Regions from separate parts of the Homo sapiens genome. Here region 1 is linked to region 2. Evidence: read pairs that join two places in POLR2A ChIA-PET (ENCODE). Cell type or tissue: A673. All regions are shown on one strand. Each heading gives the region's core, and the rest is flanking DNA. Links, peaks and the distances in the headings are about the cores only. Region 1 overlaps FHAD1 (forkhead associated phosphopeptide binding domain 1). Region 2 overlaps KAZN-AS1 (KAZN antisense RNA 1).

Region 1 (2,910 bases), core at 109-2,608, 890 kb after region 2:
GGCCCCCCTCTCCCTGCCAGGTGTAAGAAACAGCGCACACAAAGATCCGGAGGTGTTGCTTGAAGCACTTGGCATGGCATGATGAGGGCTGGATGGCCCTGCCACCCACATGCAAAAAGGCCACGTAAGCTAGGCTAAGCGTTTCATGTTTAACTTGCTGCGAAAATGGAACCCCCTCCTCAAAAGGCTTTGAGCTGGGGAGAAATTGATTGTCTTCGTTATTTTGAAGAGAACACTGACAAACGTAGGCAGAATGGGTGGACAAAGAACAGAAGGGCGGCTCTAGAACAGGGTGGTCAAGAGCATGAACTCGGTGCTAGGCCTCTTGCCTGTGATCCTGGCTCTGCCCTCTGAGTTGTAGGGTCCCAGGCAAGTTACCCAGCCATTCTCGGCTGCAACTTCTGTGTGTGTATGGTGGGGAACTGTGTTACGAGACTGAATTACCATGAAGTGCTTAGGACAGTGCCTGGCAGGTGGTTAATACTACAGTACATTTTGGTTATTGTATTCGTTTTCTATTTATAACAATGAGTGTTTATTATCTCACAGTTCCTTAAGTCAGAAGTCTGAGTGGACTCAGCTGGTTCCTCTGCCCCAGGTCACTCAAGGCCAAAATCAAAGTGTTGGCCGCCTGGGCTCTTGGCTGGAGGCTCCAGGGAATCGTCTGCTTCTAGCCCCACTCTGTTGGAAGAATTTAGCTCGATGCTGCTATAGAACCGAGGCCTCTGTGTCCTCACTGGCCATCGGTTGGAGGCCAGCCTCAGCTTCAGAGGCCTCCCAATCCCGCATGGCTCAGGGCCCCTTTATCTTCAAAACCAGCAACAATGGTTCTAGTCTTTCTCATGCTTCAGATTTCTCTGACCTCCCCGTCTGACTCATCTCTCCAACTCCAGCCAGAGAAAGTTCTTTGTTTTTAAGGGCTCACGTGGTTAGATTAGCCCCCTCTGGATAATCCAGGTTAACCTCCCTGTTTCAAGATGAGTCATCGTTATCACTTCTGCACCATCCCTTTGCCATGTAAGGCAGCAGCACACTCACGGGTTCCAGGGATTAGGACACGGACACCTTTGTGGGACCATTCTGCCAATCACAGTTATTACCATCTCTTGCTTGGACTCTGGCCATAGAGAGGGAAGCGATAATATGGGATGTTGAGAGCTTTTCAGAGGAATCAGTAGGGTCACTGCCAGGGACAGTGGAGAAAGATGGTGGATGAGCCAAGAGGATGATGCTATCATTTGTGTTATTGTGGGTTTACTTTGTGCCAGGCACTGTTGTTTGCACTTTTGTGTGTATTAACTCGGTTAATCCTTTCAGCAACCCTACAAGTTAGGGATCTCCCTTCCCCCATTTTACAGATGAGGAAGTTGTGGCACAGACAGACTAAGGAGCCTGCCCAAGGTCACGTATGACGGGCACAGAGGGTGGGATTCATAGTCAGGCTGTCTGGGACCGTGCAGGGACAAGAAGCTTCAGGAAAAGAGGACTTCCGGAACGGGGGTGTGGACACGAGGATGACTAATCGCTGCTCTATCATGAGTGCCTAGCAAGTGGGCACGCATTGCTGTCTCAGCTCAAGGTTCTTTCGAGCCGTCAGTGCACCGAGGGGAACTGTCACAGACTCCATTACACAGGACTCTCGGAACTCTCCCCTCCCTCTCTCAGAGTAGCACTGATTCTGGGGAGCTCTCAGAGATACCGCCTGAAACAGCGTCTTCTCGGGGACTTGCCTGCTTCTCAAGACTCTCCCAGAGAAGCTGAGCAAGGCTCTGATTGACAGGAGGGAAGCCGACAAACTTCCTCTTTCCCTCTGCTCCCAGACTCACAGTCTTACCAGAGCCCTGGCCATTTCCTCATATCCCTATTCCTTTGAAAACCCCAGCTTGTTCTGTTTCTGCATTACATCCCTTTCCTGAGGCAGTGACAGGGGTCACAGTGGGGGCGCAGGATGGCCAAGGACCAAAAGGTAAAAAGAAATATGATTTGATACACACAGGTGCCTGTCGTCCCAGGCACTTGGGTGGCTGAGGCAGGAAGATCACTCGAGCCCAGGGGTTCAAGGCTGTATTATGCTTTGATGGTGCCTGGAAATAGCTACTGCACTCCAGCCTGGGCAACATAGCAAGCCCCTGTGTTTTTAGCACACACGCACACACACACACACACCAGTTAATTTCAAAAATGTTATCCCACCACACTGAAAATTTTGCCAAATAGTATCTTTTGTCAGTCCTTTGAGGTAGAGCTTATCACACTCATTTTTGCAGCATAGGAAGCAGCCTCAGAGAGGCAAAGAAACTTGTCCCAGGCTGCACAGCAGGAATGCAGCAGAGGTGGGACTTGAACTCAGAGCTTTCTAAGTGCAGAGCCCATCCTTCTGCGCATAATAGTGAACATTTTAACACCTGCTATTGGGCTAAAATACTCTTCTAAGTGCTTTTTATATATACTGTTTCATTTATTCTTCACCACAAACCCATAAGGGCCATTCTGCTATTATCTCTGTTTACAGATGAGGAAACTGAGGTCCCAAGGGAATAGATCACTTGCCCAGGGTCACCCCACTAGGAAGTAGGAGAGCTAGAAACGAGGTCTCACTATGTTTCCAGGCTGGCCTCTAACGCCTGGGCTCAAGTAATCCTCCTACCTCAGCCTCACAAAGTGCTGGGATTACAGGTGTGAGCCACAACATGTATTTTGTGACTGCTTTATTTCACCAGCATATGTTCTCAAGGTTCATCCACGTTGTGGCAGAATTTCCTTTCTTTTAAAAGCTAAATAACATCCATTGTTTGGATGGACCACGTTTTGTTTATCTTTTGTCTGTCCATGGACACCTGGGTTGCTTTCACCATTTGGCTACTGTGAATAATGTGAATAATGCTGCTAGGAACACGACTGTACAAATGT
Region 2 (2,910 bases), core at 90-2,589:
TAATTTTGTTTTTGTATTTTTAGTAGAGACGGGTTTTCACCATGTTAGCCAGGATGGTCTCAATCTCCTGACCTCATGATCCGCCCGCCTCGGCCTCCTAAAGTGCTGGGATTACAGGTGTGAGCCACCGCGCCCCGGCGCCCACCCCCTCCCCCCGGGGTGGGGGGGGGGGGGGTCTTTCAAGGTCACCAGCTGTGTTGGATTAAGGGCCCACCCTACTCCAGCATGACCTCATCTTAATTAATTACATCTGCAATGATTCTATTTCCAAATAACGTCATACACTGAGACCCTGGGGGTTAAAACGTCAACATTATCTTTTTGGGTAATGCAATTCAACTCATAACTGCAAAGTTTTGCAACCTCGGCACTACTGAAATTTGTGGCAGGTAATTCCTTGTGGTGGGGACTGTCCTGTGCATTGCAGGATGTTTAGCAGCGTCCCCAGCCTCTACTCACTAGATGCCAGGAGCACCTTTCCCCAGTCATAACAATCACAAACGTCTTCAGACATTACCAAATATCCCTTGAGGAGCCAAATTGCCTCAGTTAAGAACCTCCGGGTTAAAAAATAATACTTTCTAGACTAACTCAAAACAAAAAGACTTCCTCCAGTGGGACTGCAGAAGTGGCTAATACAGCAGTTAGGTCATAAAGTGTAGATAGATATTCCTCTTATGGCATATTGCTAATAATAACGACTCAAAATTTCGCCTTGCCCAGCAGATCTTTCTGATGAGATAGATTTCCCTACCTGGAGGCCACAGTTATTATTGTTAGTTCATACACGAGTCATAGCCTAAAATGTAAATTGCTTGGAAATACAGCAAATCTGGTGACATAATAAAAAGGAAAATCGATTTCTCCAGAAATACACATCTGTTCATTAAAGCTGTCTGGTAGTCCATTGCAGCTGTTCCCATTTAAAAACTAAAGATCTAAACATAATCCTTTACAGTGGAAAGTTAGCAGAGAAGATATTCATAAAAGTCTGTGGAAATGGTTTGGCAGTTAAGTGTGGTTTATTTTTGTCTATGGCTCTTATGGAACCCTCTGAACGTACAAATGAAAACTGAAATGTCGTAGCTCATCTTCATTGAAGCTGTTGGCTATTCAGGGTGACCAGTTCAAATCTTGCTGGGACAGTGCAAGGGGTGACAAGTTTCCCGGGCAATTAAATGGTCAGTCTTTCTCTGTATATAGGAAACTTGGAAGATTTTCAAGAAAAGTATCATAGCTGTGAAGCAGGATATCTTTCCTAAGCCCTTCACTGGCGGGAACTGGAGGGCGGGCACTGGAGCTAGCCAGCTGCTTCGGCGCCAGCAGGGGCAGACTCCATTCACTCAAACTTGCTGCACTTAACCCCTTGTGGGAGGGAACACACAAGTGTGAGCGGGTGCAGGAGCCGTGGGCGAGCACTTTTGTGTGCCAGCGGGAAGAAACGCCGCACCAGCATTTAGAGGGGTGCCCACCATCAATGAAGCCCCAGAAGGCATGTGTTACAGTGCTCTTTGAGCTCTGCCATCCACGGATGGCTTAAGTGTTAACAGCTCAGTAGACTCTCTGCCTTTTCACATGAGGTGGCTGCTTTCCACCAGCAAGGGCAGATGGTCAGTGTGACAGCCTTTTGCATCTGCACCCCTGGTACCCAAGCTCTTGTTCAGCATCCAGGAAAAATCAGGTCTCACAAACGAATGGAAGGGCAGTGAATGCAGAGGATCTTATTGCCAATGAAAATGGCTAGCCGGGCACAGTGGCTCATGCCTGTAATCCCAGCACTCTGGGAGGCCGAGGCAGGCAGATCACGAGGTCAGGAGTTCAAGACTAGCCTGGCCAACATGGTGAAACCCTGTCTCTACTAAAATACAAAAATTAGCGAGGCGTGGTGGCACGCGCCTGTAATCCCAGCTACTTGGGAGGCTGAGGCAGGAGAACTGCTTGAACACAGGAGGCGGAGGTTGCAGTGAACTAAGATCACACCACTGCACTCCAGCCGAGGTGACAGAGCAAGACTCTTGTCTCCAAAAAAAGAAAAAGGCTCTCAGCGGGAAAGGAAGCTGGAAGGGAGATGGAGCGAGAAGGTATTCTTCCCCTGAAGTCCGGCTACCTGCAGCCAGACTCTTCTCTGAGGTCGCACTGTCAAGCTGTCCCTCTGAAGGCAAGCTACTTCTCTCCAATGTCCAACTGTAGCCTCCAACGTCCAGCTGCTTCTCCTCTTCTCTCTGATGGAGCCTGGGGTTTTTATGGGGACAGGATGGGGGGCGGGCTGGGCCATGGGTGGTTTTGGAAAAGGCAACATTTGAGCAGGAAAATAGGGGTGTAAGTTCTCACTTTGGACCATGGTCCCAGGCTTGAGGGTGGAGCCCTTGCCTCCAGCCTACTGGTCACCCTTGTCGTTTCTCTGGCCATCGGACTGCAGAGCCTGGGCTGAATCAGTAACCATGTCAACATCACCCCACCCCTTCTCTTCTTGGCTGCCATGCCTACCAATCAAAAGCTGAGCCCTAGACCAGCTTAGTGCAAACACAATGTTGTCCAGCGGTGTTGCGTGATTTGATGGCAGGAGGCAAGCAGGGGAGTCCAGGGAGACTCCTGCCCCCTAAACATGCACACTCACCTGTGCTTCCATTTTCAATGTAGTCCCTAAGTGCTGCCTTCTCTCAGATCCTTGGAGACTTTTCAGTTTGATTGTATCTGAACCTTGACCCCTTTATATCTTTCAAAATGAACCAGGCTACGTAAAAATGTAAGAAGCCTGAAAGGAGAAAGTGGGATAGCGAGAGCTTGAAATCTAAGTTCACATCTTGGTTTCACCCCCAAGCTAGGGTTTCCTTACTTGCGAACGTGGGGTTTGCCAACCAGGTCTACTGTGAAGATCTGCCTGATGGATTTTTCTATCTGTACGTGCAG

What was found. ChIA-PET counts read pairs that join two places held together with the same protein. Peaks named below come from ENCODE experiments on the same cell type or tissue, not always from the same donor. Only the 100,000 strongest peaks of a DNase experiment are listed, where the experiment ranks them.
Region 1: POLR2A ChIA-PET joins it to region 2 with 12 read pairs; 1 of 35 experiments calls an interaction of 5 or more read pairs at or near these places.

Annotation. Positions count from the first base shown.
Region 1 is chr1:15,259,873-15,262,782 of GRCh38, forward strand. The region is part of intron 2 of FHAD1 (forkhead associated phosphopeptide binding domain 1); the gene reads left to right. Among named protein-coding and RNA genes, the nearest start is that of FHAD1, 14 kb to the left of the region's middle. RefSeq lists a silencer at 1,621-1,915 and an enhancer at 1,690-1,749. In A673, for the core only: no CTCF peak of the experiment used is centred there; a DNase peak (open chromatin) is centred at 1,599.
Region 2 is chr1:14,365,208-14,368,117 of GRCh38, forward strand. The region is part of intron 3 of KAZN-AS1 (KAZN antisense RNA 1); the gene reads right to left. It also overlaps a transcript of KAZN not described here. Among named protein-coding and RNA genes, the nearest start is that of KAZN-AS1, 53 kb to the right of the region's middle. In A673, for the core only: a CTCF peak has its summit at 1,334; a DNase peak (open chromatin) is centred at 1,324.